2 separate regions of the Homo sapiens genome follow, and region 1 is linked to region 2. Evidence: chromatin contacts called from ENCODE Hi-C or POLR2A ChIA-PET data. All regions are on one chromosome and are shown on one strand. Each heading gives the region's core, a stretch centred on a gene start or an enhancer-like site at or near the end of the contact. The rest is flanking DNA. Distances are from core to core; before and after follow the strand shown.

Evidence for each region. A loop is a pair of places that touch in the nucleus more often than their neighbours do. ChIA-PET counts read pairs that join two places held with the same protein, here RNA polymerase II (POLR2A). Pooled maps may share reads with other maps.
Region 1: a map of heart left ventricle shows a loop between it and region 2 (4-fold over the local background). The contact joins two enhancer-like sites. A Hi-C loop is called at or near these places in 2 of 168 maps with a recorded cell type or tissue (Right ventricle myocardium inferior and heart left ventricle) and 3 of 50 pooled maps. POLR2A ChIA-PET finds 5 or more read pairs at or near these places in 1 of 52 experiments (PC-9).

Annotation. Positions count from the first base shown.
Region 1 is chr7:28,000,117-28,006,988 of GRCh38, reverse strand. All of the region lies in intron 1 of JAZF1 (JAZF zinc finger 1), which reads left to right. Among named protein-coding and RNA genes, the nearest start is that of JAZF1-AS1, 180 kb to the left of the region's middle. Within about 2 kb of position 1,433, at least 4 of the 41 ENCODE cell types and tissues checked have a DNase peak (open chromatin) inside an H3K27ac peak, as active enhancers do.
Region 2 is chr7:27,833,141-27,840,211 of GRCh38, reverse strand. The region is part of intron 4 of JAZF1 (JAZF zinc finger 1); the gene reads left to right. Among named protein-coding and RNA genes, the nearest start is that of TAX1BP1-AS1, 96 kb to the right of the region's middle. Within about 2 kb of position 5,791, at least 5 of the 41 ENCODE cell types and tissues checked have a DNase peak (open chromatin) inside an H3K27ac peak, as active enhancers do.

The DNA.
Region 1 (6,872 bases), core at 184-2,683, 170 kb before region 2:
ATGATGTTGGGTCATACAAGAACAAAAATGTTTTATGCTAATAGTTACATAATGCTTATTTTAATTTTGTCATAAAAAATCCATGTTCATTTATGGAAGAGATATAATAAAATCACCTTAAAAGTTAAAATACAAAGGAAAGGCCACCTGGCAATTTAATTAGAGAGCATTGTTACTGAACAGTGTTTCAGGGCTCCATGCTATGAAACAAGTTATTTCTACTCAGGGGAAGCAGCAAATGTGGTCAAATAGCACATACTTTGAAGTCAGACAAACCCAGATTTAAGGCTTTATCTCCTGGTCCTGTGATTTGGGCCTTTTCTGAGCTTTATATTTTCCTCTGGGAAGTGGGGTGGGTCAGGAGATATCTCCCTTACAGGATTTTCATGAGGACTGCACACAGAAAGCAATTCATTTTGTATTGACCCATAGTAGACACGCAGTGATAGTAATAATATCTTTATTATCAGTTATTATTGCTACTTGAGAACTATTGATTGTTCACAAATGTAGTCCCACAACGCAAGCACTAAATGCTTTCAGACCTTACTACCTAAAATAATAATGGTACCTAGTGGGTAAGTTTTTGGTGTTTGGGGTTTTTGTTTTTTGTTTTTTTTGAGACACAGTCTTGCTCTGTTGCCCAGGCTGGAGTGCAGTGGTGCCGTCTTGGCTCACTGTGACCTCCGCTTCCCAGGTTTAAGTAATTCTCCTGACTCAGCCTCCTGAGTAGCTGGGACTACAGGAGCACACCACCACGCCTGGCTGATTTTTGTATTTTAGTAGAGATGGGGTTTCACCAAGTTGGGGTGATCCAGCTGCCTCTGCCTCCCAAAGTGCTGGTATTACAGGCATGAGCCACTGAGCCTGGCCCCTAGTGGGTAAGATTTATTAAGTATTTATCATGTACCAGCCACTGTGCTCTGTGCTGTCTATGGCTTATCTCTTTTAATCCTCTTAATAACCTCTTCATGTGTAGGAGCCATGAGTCACTGTCATCTTTATCTGCTGAGAAACTTGCTCAAGTCACACAGAAAGTAGCAGACTGTCAGTAACTACCATCTTACATTGTCTAAAGAAATTTAAGCCTTTTTTTTTTTTTTTTTAAGCAACAGAAAGTCCAGAGTTAATTCCCAGAAGTCCTTCCACAGAAGCCAAGATTGTCAGGAGCCATCTGCCAAGTGCCAGATAACTGAGAAGGTCCAGGGACTTCCCAGACACCCAAATTCACACCATCAGCGAGATCAATTGAGTTACAGCTCAGCATGCTCCCCTACTCATTAGCAAGTAGAATGAATACACAACTTGCACAGAATCAGGAACGATAAATCCCCAGCTAGCACATAACCTCTGTGGCCCACGAACCTGAACACTGTGTTCCTGGCTGCCACCTGGGTGTGGAGTCGGCAGGCATAATGCTCTAGCCAGCCTGGCAGAGCCTCTTGGACCAGAATTTGACCTGAGTAAGCTGTGACCTATGTGCACTTACATTTGATAACTCTTAGGCAGGGCCATCCAGTCAGTCTGTGTCCAGATGTTCAGCTCTTTCTCCTGTGACTTTTTTTTTTTTTTTTAAGCAATGATTCGGCTTCCCTGGGAGATAGGAAGTAACGAAGGCAATTCCTTTTGTCAAATCCTTGACAAAACTGGCTTCCGAAATACAAAACTAATATACTTGGATACAGCCTGATTTGTTACCAAGGTGAATAATGACAGCACAGGAAAACCACAGTGGTTCTGGCCAATCTGACTTACAGAAAATTCTGAACCACAGAACAACTAAAGTGATGTGGTCTTATTAATTGTAGGCACATACTGTGAAGAAAAATAAATGGTTCCCAGTCAAAGGTCTTGTCAGAACACCCTTACTGAATAGATGAAAACCATATCACAATTCAAAGATTGTGATTTGGTTTTCGAAATACATGAAAACACTAACTTGTCTACATAATTACTAAGCTTAATACTTTCTGTATAGAAAGTGAAAGGGGTGGAAATAAACCTGAGTCCCAAGTGAAGTCAAAATTTAATGATTTCAGGTAGGTCTTGTGGTTCACGCCGTAATCCCAGCACTTTGGGAGGCTGAGGTGGGCAAATCACTTGAAGTCAGGAGTTCGAGACCAGCCTGGCCAACATGGCGAAACCCCATCTCTACTAAAAATACAAAAATTAGCTAGGTGTGGTGGTGCACACCTGTAATCCCAGCTACTTGGGAGACCAAGGCACGAGAATCACTTGAACCCAAGAGGCGGAGGTTGCAGTAAGCTGAGATCATGCCACTGCATTCCAGCCTGAGGGACAGAGCAAGACTTCATCTCAGAAAAGAAAAAAAAAAATTATTTCACTGGATGTCGGACTTATACAACTTTTAAATCACTTCCAGTAGTTCCTTTCCAGTTTCACAATTGCCTTTTTAGTTTGGAAGGGTGGGAGAGATGCAAATTGGTGTAAATAACTTTCCCAACCAGTTCTCTATCCCTTTTCCAGTTTCTGAGCCTTCTCAGAGTCTGTAATAGTAATTGCCAACCCTGACTGCATATTAGAATCTTTGGGGATGGGTCCTTGGCATCAGACTTTTTTTTTTTTTAAGTTACCCAGGTGATAATAATGGGCAGTTCTGGCTAGAAACCATTGGCCCTCTAGGCTCTTGTTGATTTAGAAATGGCTGAAACCACAGGAGACAAACTCACAGATGGGATCATAGGCGTCAGGTATTAAGCCTGTAGCATGGGTGTTTCTTCTTAGCTTGGGAACACCTACTCCAACTGGCTCATCAGGTACCCCCCCTTTCTGGTTATCCCTGCCATTTCTCTAAAGTCCAGGTACTTAAATCACAAAACATGCAAATAGTGATTCTTACACTTTATTAGAAAAGCTGATACTTCTACACTAGATTATTCTTAGATCAATATAAGTCACATCCTCTATAGTCCAGTCTGCTTGAGAGCTGAGACCTTTTTGTATGTGTGTTGGCAGGGGTGGGTAGGGGCAGGCAGGAGGACCTTCAATGCCTAGCACCCAATACTTGACGTATATATTTGGCCATCTGTAAATATCCATTATTGATTATTTTCATCTTATTTTGTGTTTTCCTGATTGGGCTTACTTCTTTATAGACTTCTTTTCCTTCTAGACTCCCAGCTTGTCCTAAATTTATATTTGAGTCAAGGGAAAGGGAGGAAAATTTCTTTCAGTGCAGATAGGAGAGATGTCACGGTGCATGTAGGTTTCAGGTAAATGTGATGCATGATGTCAGAGCTGCCCTTTAAAGAAAAAAAAATTTTGGCAGGTGGAGGTGGGATAGGTTATAGGAAATGGAGAGGAACAAATGGGAACAGATCTGCATTAATAAATATTCAGACTGAGCCCCACTCCTATGTCAGTGTTTGTAGGTGGTGTTATTACATGTAGTATTGGGTGATGGAAGTTGTGCGCACACTCATTTTTCACTTTAATTGCCTGCCTGAAAAGATCCTGACAGCTTCAAAGGTTACTGTTGGTTGTATTGTTCATAACTCAGAAGTAATATGCATGTGCAATTTGCTTCATTATTGCCCACTAATAACTAATTCTGGAGAAAGTCTTAAAACGACCAAAAGAGCCATAATTTGACATGATGATTTTTTCCTCCTCTTTCTCCCAGTCTTTAACCATTCCTGTTTAGAGTTAGCCACAGAGGCTGTGGTGATTCAGGTGTGATTTTACTCTGATTTTCTTTCCCTGCACTTAGTATGATACATTTTTAAAGAGGTTTTTTTTTTCTTTTAAATCCAAGAAAATAAAATGAAACATGAAATATTTCATGTTTCAGATGAGAGTTTTAGGTCCAACAAAATAAACCAGAATTCCGGTTGTTTTGTATTTCAGTCAAGTTTTGGTTTGACTTCATGTAATTGAAAAACCTTCAAATATATGGCTTAATTGGAAGATAAGTTTATTTCTTTCACTTTAAAGAAGGCTGGAGGTGCTCAGTTCAAGAGTAGTATAGAGCTTCACCCAATCAGGGATCCAGACTCCTACTGTGTTGCTTCACCATGTATGACTTCCATTCACAAGATTATCTCATACCCAGAATTTCTTTCAGGCAGCCTGAAAGAAATCTACCATATTAAGGAGGCTTCCTGAAGCCTTATCCTGTTGGCCAAGACTTAGTCACATGAATGCACCTGGCTCAAGGAATGCTGGGAAGTGTGGTTTTTATACCAGGAAGCCATGTTTCTAAGCATTATGGAGGGAAAGGGGGGAAAATAGCTCTTGGGCAGCAGCCAGCAGTCCCAGCCACACTTAAGTGAGTGATGAATTCTTAGATTTTCTATGTACCATTATGCCACATAAAATGGAAATAATCCAGAACAATGCAAGTTTTAGTTTCAAAACGCCTTATGGACTAAAGAACTGAGCAGTAGTTACACTTAACATGCTTGCTAATTTAATCCACATTTCAACCCTAGGGTGAAAGGACTATCCTTATCAACTTCTTGTGGATGAAAAAAACTGAGGCTTAAAGAAGTTAGACAGCTAGGATTGAATTGAGGCAGTTTGACTTGTATGCAACAACAAATGTGCCAATAAGAGGTCGATTGTCATAGTAAGCCTTGGAGACTCGGGTACCAGATCAAAACTGAACTCAGGGCCAATTTTTATTCTATTCTTTTTTCCCCCCCGTCTTTCATAGTCATCTTTTGGGAAATTTACCATTCAGTTGGTTTCAAATGCAGCACAACCTCTGGCTTTTAAAAAATCCCTGCTGGAATTCCACTGGGCCTAGTAGGTTCTCAGCCAGTATTTGGCCAAGTTATATGATAAGCAAGTTTTTAATCAGGGTAGTTGGGGTTTTATGGAATATGATTGTTTTGTTTTGAGAGACATGCTTTGGTTCAGTTGTCTGTTGGAATGTGTGGTGTTATGATGGGATTCTTCAGCACTTCACTTCCTATCTATACCATGAGTCTTTTATCTCCCCTTTGAGTTCCAGACTTCTTGGTTCTGCAGAATATCTTACCACATGTCAGAAGCAGACCTCATATTCTTGTCTATCAAACTCCTTTTCACCTTCTAGTTACTTCTTTGTTTTTGTAATGAAATACTCAGATCTATAACATAAGAAAAGTCTTCTATTTCCAGTTCTTTTTCATCGAATCTTATATTTCTACATCCCAGTTTCCCGCCCCCGCCCAGTCCTCCCTGCCACCACTGGTTATTTTTCTAAAACATGGGCCATACCAGTTTATACCTTCAGTGCTCTGCATCGTCTGCAGAACTAAGTTTGAACTCTTGGAAAGCATTGCAAGCCTTTTGTGATGTGACCCAATCTGCATTTCAGGTCTCTTGCCAAGTTCCAGCCCCACTGACTTCTTGCCACCCCCTGCTCCTTTCTATTAAATACTTCTGTTTATCTGCTCAAACTGTCTTCTATTCAGACTCATCATTTTCTCATCTTTTCTGAATGTAGATTTAGTTCAAGGCTTATGTAAATTTTTCTTTCAAGAAGTTCCTCTCAGTTGCACAGAGAGTCATGTTTTGTTTCTAGAGTAGTAAGTATATTCCTCTATATTGACAAACATTGTAGTCTGTCTTAGATTATTGGTTTTTTTTGTTTAGGTTTTTTGTTTTGTTTTGTTTTGTTTTGTTTTTTTTGAGACAGGGTCTCACTCTGTCACCCAGGCTGGAGTGCAGTGGCACGTTCTCGGCTGACTGCAACCTCTATCTCCCGTGTTCAAACGATTCTCATATCTCAGCCTCACATGTAGCTGGGATTACAGGCACGCCACCATGCCTGGCTAATTTTTGTATTTTTATTAGAAGTAGAGTATTGTCAGGTTGCCCAGGCTGGTCTCGAACTCCTGACTTCAAGTGATTTGCCTGCCTTGGCCTCCCAAAGTGCTAGGATTACAGACATGAGCCACTGCGCCCGGCCAGATTATTGTTAACTGTGAATTCTGTTCATCTTTTTCGCTCAATTGTGAACCTACTGACTTAAAGTTTCCCCTAAGCAACTAAACATGGCAAGAATTCAATGTCTTTTTTAAATGAATTCAATTTATTTGTCTCCATTAAGAAAATAAGAACTGGCTAGGCGCTGTGGCTCATGCCTGTAATTCCAGCACTTTGGGAGGCCAAGGCCAGTGGATTGCTTGAGCCCAGGAGTTCGAGAACACTCTGGCCAACATGGTGAAACCCCATCTCTACTAAAAACACAAAAATTAGTCAGGTGTGGTGGCGGATGCCTGTAATCCCAGCTACTCAGGAGGCTGAGGCATGAGAATCGATTGAACGTGGGAGGCAGAGGTTGCAGTGAGCTGAGATCCCACTACTCCATCCTGGGTGATAGAGTGAGACTCTTGTCTCAAAAAAAAAAAAAAAAAAGAAAGAAAGAAAGAAAGAAAGAAAAAGAAAATAGGAGCACTTATCTAGGTCCAAACAGCCTCTGTGTTGTTCTTCTCTTGTTGTCTCCTCACCAGCCTTCTGGCTTCTTGATTTAGACTGCAGAAAACAACAAATTATCACCTAGAAGCAATCTAGGAGCAATAGCTCTGTTTCTCATAATATTCGTGTAGTTTTAAAGCAGGGTTTCTCAACTTTGACATTATTGACATTTTAGACCAGATGACTCTTTGTTGTAGGCGCTACTCTGCGTGCGTATGTAGGGTGTTCAGCAGCATCCCTGCCCTCTACCCCCTAGATACTATACTGGAACCCTCCCTCCAGTTGTTAGCAGACTTTGCCAAATATCCCAGGGTGTGGATGGGGGGTCGGGGGGGTGCTGCAAAATTGCCTGCAGTTCAGAACCACTCTTCTGAAGTATCTCTAAAAAGTGTCTCTATAAATATTCTACAACTAATACTAATACTGCAACTAATACTCTTCAACTC
Region 2 (7,071 bases), core at 4,542-7,041:
GCTTCCTTCCACCCAGTGGCATGAAAGGGGATCAGGAGAAAAAAGGCCTTTGATATTTTTCTCACCAAACCATCCACTTCAGCTTCAGCTGCCTGTCTGCTGACCCAGGTCTCTGAGGGCCTGGGTGTCATGGGCAGCTGGGGGTGCTAACTTTTCTAATAAGGAACAGGGACAAAACAACGAGAAACAGCACAATAGTCAAGTATGGGTCTAGAGGGCATTTTAAAAAACAAAATTGCAAACTTCCCCATGAGGTGTTAGCAGCTCTTTCACATCCAACTGTGAGCTAGGAGTATAAAAATCAGAAACATACCTGGTATGCTTGATGATATGCTAATTCACTCATAGGCTAGCAGATTGACTATTTTTTAAAGCTTAAAAAAAAAGATAGCATAAGCACTTATATTGCCCCTTCTTAAATATGTGTCTCTGAACACTAATCTATTTCAGTACTTTTCATAGCAGCTATTGATATAAAAGCATGGCACACAAATGTATCACAAAGTTAGCATTTCTAGGTTTCACCTTCCCTAGGTACTGTTACAATTCCATCATGCAAAGTCCAGATGCTCATTGTTTAAACTGAAATGAACTCCCAGGATGCAGATGTGAGAAGCCTCTGAGGGCTGGCAGAGGAGCGCTGCATTTGGGTCAGAACAGGTCTCAGGACGCATCTGTACATTCTGTGTCAGAGGCGTGGAGTTGGGAGAGGAGGGAAGGGCTGCTCAGGGGTTACCTTGGGATACAAAACATCCACAGGATTGTTGGACAAGCCCATTTTTCCAGAGGGCAGCGCTTCATTGCAGAAAGAGACTTTTTCCTTCTTTCTTGATTTGTACAGATAAGGCTGTGACTGGCCACTGCCTGGGCTGGGGCTGGTTCCCACCGCGTCTCCCCCAGCTGTTCCTCCCCACCACTGCGGTCTTGCTGCCTGCTCTCCAGGGCCAAGCACCAGGCCGGGGGTGTCTTGCACCTCGGCCATGTTAAAAGCGGGAGCCAAGTAATGACCTGTACTCGGCTGACCCGCCAAAAAACAAAGGAAATACAAGCTACGCCCTGGGTTCTGGGCACAGGGTGCAGGGGAGGCATCCCCTCTCTCCCACCTCCAGCTCCATCCCCTTTTCTTACTCGCATCCTTTCCTCCTTGTCATTTCTGTTTTGTCTTTTACTTTTCCTTTGCTTGGGTTTCTGGCAGTTTCCCCCTTCCGTTCTCTGTGTCTGGGTTGGTGGGGGCTTTTCTGAGTGTTCTCTCTCCACCCAAGGCCACTGAGAATTCAGTGAGCCTTGGGCTGAAGGGGCTGCTGGCTCCAGCCCCATTAACTGGCAGGTGACATGGGTGGCAGTTGGTGGTCCTGATCCCACGAGGGAAGCGTGAGTTTCCTTTTCTGGCCAGAATGCCAGGTCATGATACACAGGGCCATAGCAGGCTTGTGACCACACCTGTGACCAGGCGCTGGAGATGAGCTGCTCCTACATCCCAAAGCTGGCAGCTGACTCTTTCTGCCCCGAAGTTGCTGGCTGGAAGGCAGGGCTGTGCTCCAGTGCGATTAGTATTTCATCTTATTCACAGCATCATTGCTGGCTTGGGTACTGGAGAGAAGAGGGTGGGATAAGCTGGGTACTGTGGACTCGGGCAGAATCCAGAAGTGCTACCACCTCATTTGTTCTCAAGGCAAGTCAGACTTTTCTTATTCCCTGCTTGCTGCTGGCAGCAGTCTCTGCCAGCCAAGTCTCCTGGGCACTGACCAGGATCTACAGTCCTCACCATTTCATTGGCATTTACGGATCAGACAGAAGATGAGGTACCGAACTCCCAGACCTCATGCAGAGCAGGGAATGGGAGAAGGATCCCACTGGTAAGGCCAAGTCTCCACATTTCCTTCCCATGTTAACTCCTTAGCCTAGGACGCTCCCTGCCCTTTGTAGAGGAAAAAATAATGTTTTCCTCAGTCATCATAAGTTCTAGTTGCAACAGATTCTCTCTAACAAAAGAGAGATTAACAAGAGAAAAACAGTTTATCAACATGTGTATTTCATATACACACAGGAGACAAGACACCCAGGGAATGGGCAGTTCTCATAGCTTATACAGCATCTTCAACAAAGAACAGTTAAGTACATTTTTAGAGAAGTAACAAAGGAAAAGGGCTTTGAGTCTCTGGAAGCAGCAACTTGTGGAAGGAAAAAAGAAAAAAAAAAAAAAGGCAGACAAAGTCCTGTTAGTGTATTAGCTTGTTAATGTAGATTCCTCCAGTACCATCTCCAGGCCAATAAGAGTCTGAAGTCCTCTTCATTGGTTAACCTTTGATCTCCCCAGAAGAAGTGGGAGTGGGCTTTCTTCTGACTTTGTAAATTTGTGTCCTGTTTTGAGGCACACAGAGGGAGAGCAGGGAGCCTCCTTCCTGCATCTGCTGCTGCTGAACTGCCTTCGGCTAAAGAGTCCTTAGGGCAAAGAGGCATTTTTGGGTTGCATATTCGGGTCCCCTGTCCCTTCCTCTCTCCCTCAGTATCTCTCATTTTAATTCCACTCCTTTCTCCAGCACAGCTCCAGTGCCTCCACCTCTGGGACCCCTCACCAACCTCCCAGACTTACTCCCCTCTCCGCCCCTCATAGGTCAAGTTCTCATCCTCCCCACATGCTCTTTCTACATTGAGGCGCCATTTCCCTTACTGCTCCCATAACCCGCAGAGCTCACTGTCCCTCCTCAGCACCCAGCACATGTCTCAGATGTGACAGATGCTCTGAGGGCAAAGGAATCAAGGTGTAGCCCATGGGAACGGGGAAATGTGGGCTCCCCACTGAGCCCCAAAGCCATGGGAGGATTCTTTTCCTTTGTATCCTTCCCAGAGGCGTTCCAGGCCACAACCACTGAGCCCACCACCCTTGCCCTGCTCATGCTCGCCTGAATTCAGGGAACAGAGAGGACTTCCCTTCCTTATAATGCAGATAGGTTTAAAAGATGGGTTGAAGTGCTTAACCTTTGATAATTTTTATGTTAGAATGGTGAGGATTAAGGCATTTTTAAAGTTTTTTTGTTTTGTTTTGTTTTAAGAAATGTTACACAGAACAATACCCCGCCCCCCAAAGTTCCTCTGGAGTCCTCTGCTGCAGAGAGGTACATTGATTGTTTCAGCAACAGAGACAGATCCAGATACAGTGTCCCATTTTCAAACACTGAGAAACATTTAATGATGAGGGAGTGCTCACAAAGTAACATTGAGTGGAAAAAAGGTATTGAGAGAGAGAGTGTGTGTGTGTGTATGAAAAAATAGTGAAAAGAAATACCTCAAATATTAACAGTGATAGTGTCTGTTCTTTTTTATCCTCTTCTGTGTTTTCTGAATTTCTGTAATTGTCTAACTGAACATGTTATTTAAATGACTGAGGGAAGAGGCAATTCTTTTTTTCCTGAAGACCCCACCCAACTTGCTGGACACAGTGTGTGCTGCTGTGCAGTGGCCAGTAGGGAACTGCGTGCACCTCAGCCTCCTGCTTTCTGGGGCTGGTGAGGTGTCCACACTGCTGCAAGTGGTTTCACTTTTAACCCCCACCATTACCACTACTACCATCCCCAATTTGTTTTCTTACTCTTCTTCCTCATCAAATCCCCAAGCAACTTCATCTTCTCCGCTGTGTACAACATCCAGGCCCTGGGAAATTGACCACTGGGCTTATCTAGGGCAAGCGTCACATGTTGTACACATGAAGGCCTGAGTACTGACAACAAAGATCCCATACAGGTAAGGACAGGATGGCCCAGCTCAGCATCTGGACTTCAGGCCTCATGATTTGATTTGGAGTAGACTTTTTAGAAAAGCCTTTAAGTCGCCTGCTGTCTATTGACTGGCCTAATTCCATCAGAGGGGACAGGTAGTTCCTAATGGTGGAACCCCCCCCACCTAAGTTCTCCTTTCTACCTCCTACCTTCCCACTTTCTTCCCTTACTAGCTTGATGTCAGAGCATCACTTTGAGAAAACTCAAAGACAGTTTTCTCCAGACTATTATCCCAATCCTTCCTCCCAACTGGTAAGATTTTTCAAAGACCACTAGCTGGTTGTTCTAATTAACGAGTACCTAGCACATTAGGAGACTAAATGAGGAAATATGGACTATGGATTGGACATCCCTGGGTTCCTATTCCAGTTCTGTAATTTACCAGCCATGTGATCTTGGCCAAGTCACTCACCTTCTCTAGGAGTCAATTCTCTCATCCAGAACATGAGTATTAAATAAGGCAATTGACATCAAGTACCCAGTATGGTAAGCTCTTAATAAATGTTAGCAACTTTCCTTGCCCTTTTGAAGCTTGATTCCATTTTTTTCAAAGACCAAAGAATTTCAGCAATTTCAGCATTTCAGGTTTCCGGCCATTATTTATTTTTTTTTACTAATATTTCTGAAAGATCAAATTTGTTTCAGGACTGATGAAATAAACTTTGGTGGATCTTTTCAGAGCTCCTCTGGTCTTGTAAAGAGGACGTTCCCGCGGCCTGTAACTGAATGGCTGGATGGAGGAAATGTCTTAATAGAGTCTCACTTGACCTTGTACTAACATTTGCGATAAGGGCAACCCACTGACGCTTGTCAACATTTTTTAATCACAGCAGCAAAGACAAAGGAGTGATGGCACAGCAGGTTCTCTGACCAACCCTGGAAATACTTTATGTTTCTAAATGTGCTTCCTGATTTTTCCAGAGTCATAAAGCTGATGTGTGTGTGGTGTTGGCTGTTTTCTTCACAGTCTCATGCCAGACACACAACATAATGTTTACATTCAAGCTGTGAATGGGCCACAGCGCCTGCCGGAATCCCCTCAGCCCTGGCTTGTCCTTCTCTTGGTGAACGACAGATCTGGCTTCACATTGGACTGGCTTTTATGGCTTTAGCAATTTCTGGTCTTAAATCTTTTTTTTAGCCTAATTAGTTATAAAAACCTCAGCCCTCAATGGAATGGCTAAGCCCTGATACTGTTAAGAGTTGCTGTGCCTTTTTGTTTCTTGGTTAATGCTTTTCTATTTTTGGTTTCCTCTATTTTCTGACAAGGTTTGAATGGTTTTGGGGCACAGAGGTAGCTGGATTATTAATGAGCTGTCCTGCATCAAGTTCCCCATGAAAACAAGGACATGAAATATTTTAGTAGCCCTTCATCCACGGAAAAGGACCCTGCTAGGTGCTCAATATTCGTTGAGCTATACATGGGATATTACTAAGCAGGCAGGTGCACATTTCTAGCATTTGTAACCCAGGATACTTTCCACCATATTAAAGTTGAAAGTCTTTATCTAATGGTCATAAAACTAACATTCACTCTCTTTCTGTCTCTCTCACACACACAATACATGGCTTAAAACAATTATCTTTTACAGTTCTCTGGGCTGCCTGGTTCAACAAGGTGGTTCTCGCCTGGGGTCTCATGCAGTTGCTCTAAGACACCAGTTGGGGCTAGAATCATCTGAAGGCTCACTTGGGCTGGATACACACGTTGGCCTCTTCACTCATGTGCCTGGGCCTCGGAGGGGATGGAACCGCCAGGGACTGGCAGGGCATATCTACCCATCTAACATTTCAGTGGGTCTGATTCTACCACCACCACTACCCTCCCCTTTCCTGCCCCAGTAGGCTCTGAAACCCCCAACATGCCTCTTAACAAGACTGAAGTACCTTATGTTTGAAAGGATTGATGCTGGAAGGACAGGGCTGAGGTGCAGAAGGCCTGGAGCCAGGTGTTCAGGGGAGAGTGTTTGTCCTTCTGCTTCAAATCACTGGACAACCTTCAGACTCTGAGCATAGCCAGCTGCTACTTGGCACCCCTGGGTTCAACAAAGTCCAGCAGAGTTCTCTTCCAAGGACTTTTAAAAAAGCATTCATGTGTACTGCACATCTCTAGTGTAGTAATCACCACCACGTTTATATTTAGTAGCAACCCTTCTTCCAGACTAGTGAGGCGTGAACTTGGGAAGTGCTGTTGTAACTTCATTCACTCACAAAGACTTAGCATCGACAATGTGCCAGGCACTGTGCTAGGTATTCATGAGACAACAGCAGGGAGCTGTTTTCTGGGAGCTCTTTGAAGGCATCCCATGAAGAGTGGGAACAATTTGTGTTGGAATCCTTCAGTTGGGCAAGGGACTGGCTCTAGCAGGACTGGATTTAGGTAATATTTTAGGAAACAGCTCACTCTCCTAAAATCTGTGCTTTTTGTTTCAGGCTGTCTCTTCTGTGTTCCCTTACTCTCTAATCTGGCAATTGCTGACTTGGAAATTAAGACCTATCTCAAATACCACACGTCCGCCGTCCCTTCTTAGATCTTCCACCAGTTACTTACTACCCTCAAGCCCATTTCCTCACCATTTAATTGGGATGAGGATTACTGGTGGTTAAAACTGTAGAGAGTGACTCTTACATAGAATACGGAATCTTACATAGAATATGCTGGTGAACTAGCAAAACCGACAAACAGAAATTTAGAAAGCATTTTGATAACTTTAGTATCCAGATGCTAAGAAGTCCAATCTTAGTGACTAACATTATATAACCTTAAATTTTTAAAGTTCATTGTATGTTTGGAATGTAATACTTAAGGTAAGGACTAGTCTGACTACAGGTGCTTATTAAACATGTACAACTGTACGGCGGGGACAAGATTTGGGCAACAAGTAGCTCCCACAGTGGCATCAGAGATACTGGCTTAGTGCAGAGCAGAAAACTGACAAAAACTCTGGTTAAGGCATGGTAGGGAACTGTTAACACAGTTATCTAGAAGCAAGCTGTAAATTGAGTTTCCAAATCAAAAATTTCTATATGTTAAACTTTTGGGATATGCCCTGATGTTTTTCTTTAGAAAGATATTTTGTTGGTCATGCTGAGGATATTTGTGTAGGATTGTTCACTGTTAACTTTCTTTAGAGTGGAAAAGATTCAGAGGATTTTCTTTATACAGTCTGTAAGTCCTAAATATATATTTTATATAAAATTGGAAGAAATCAGTACTTTCATTTTCAGAGTAATTGAGGCACATCTGAAATTTTGAGTCAGCTGTGTGTGTGACCATCCGTACAGCCCATGACCG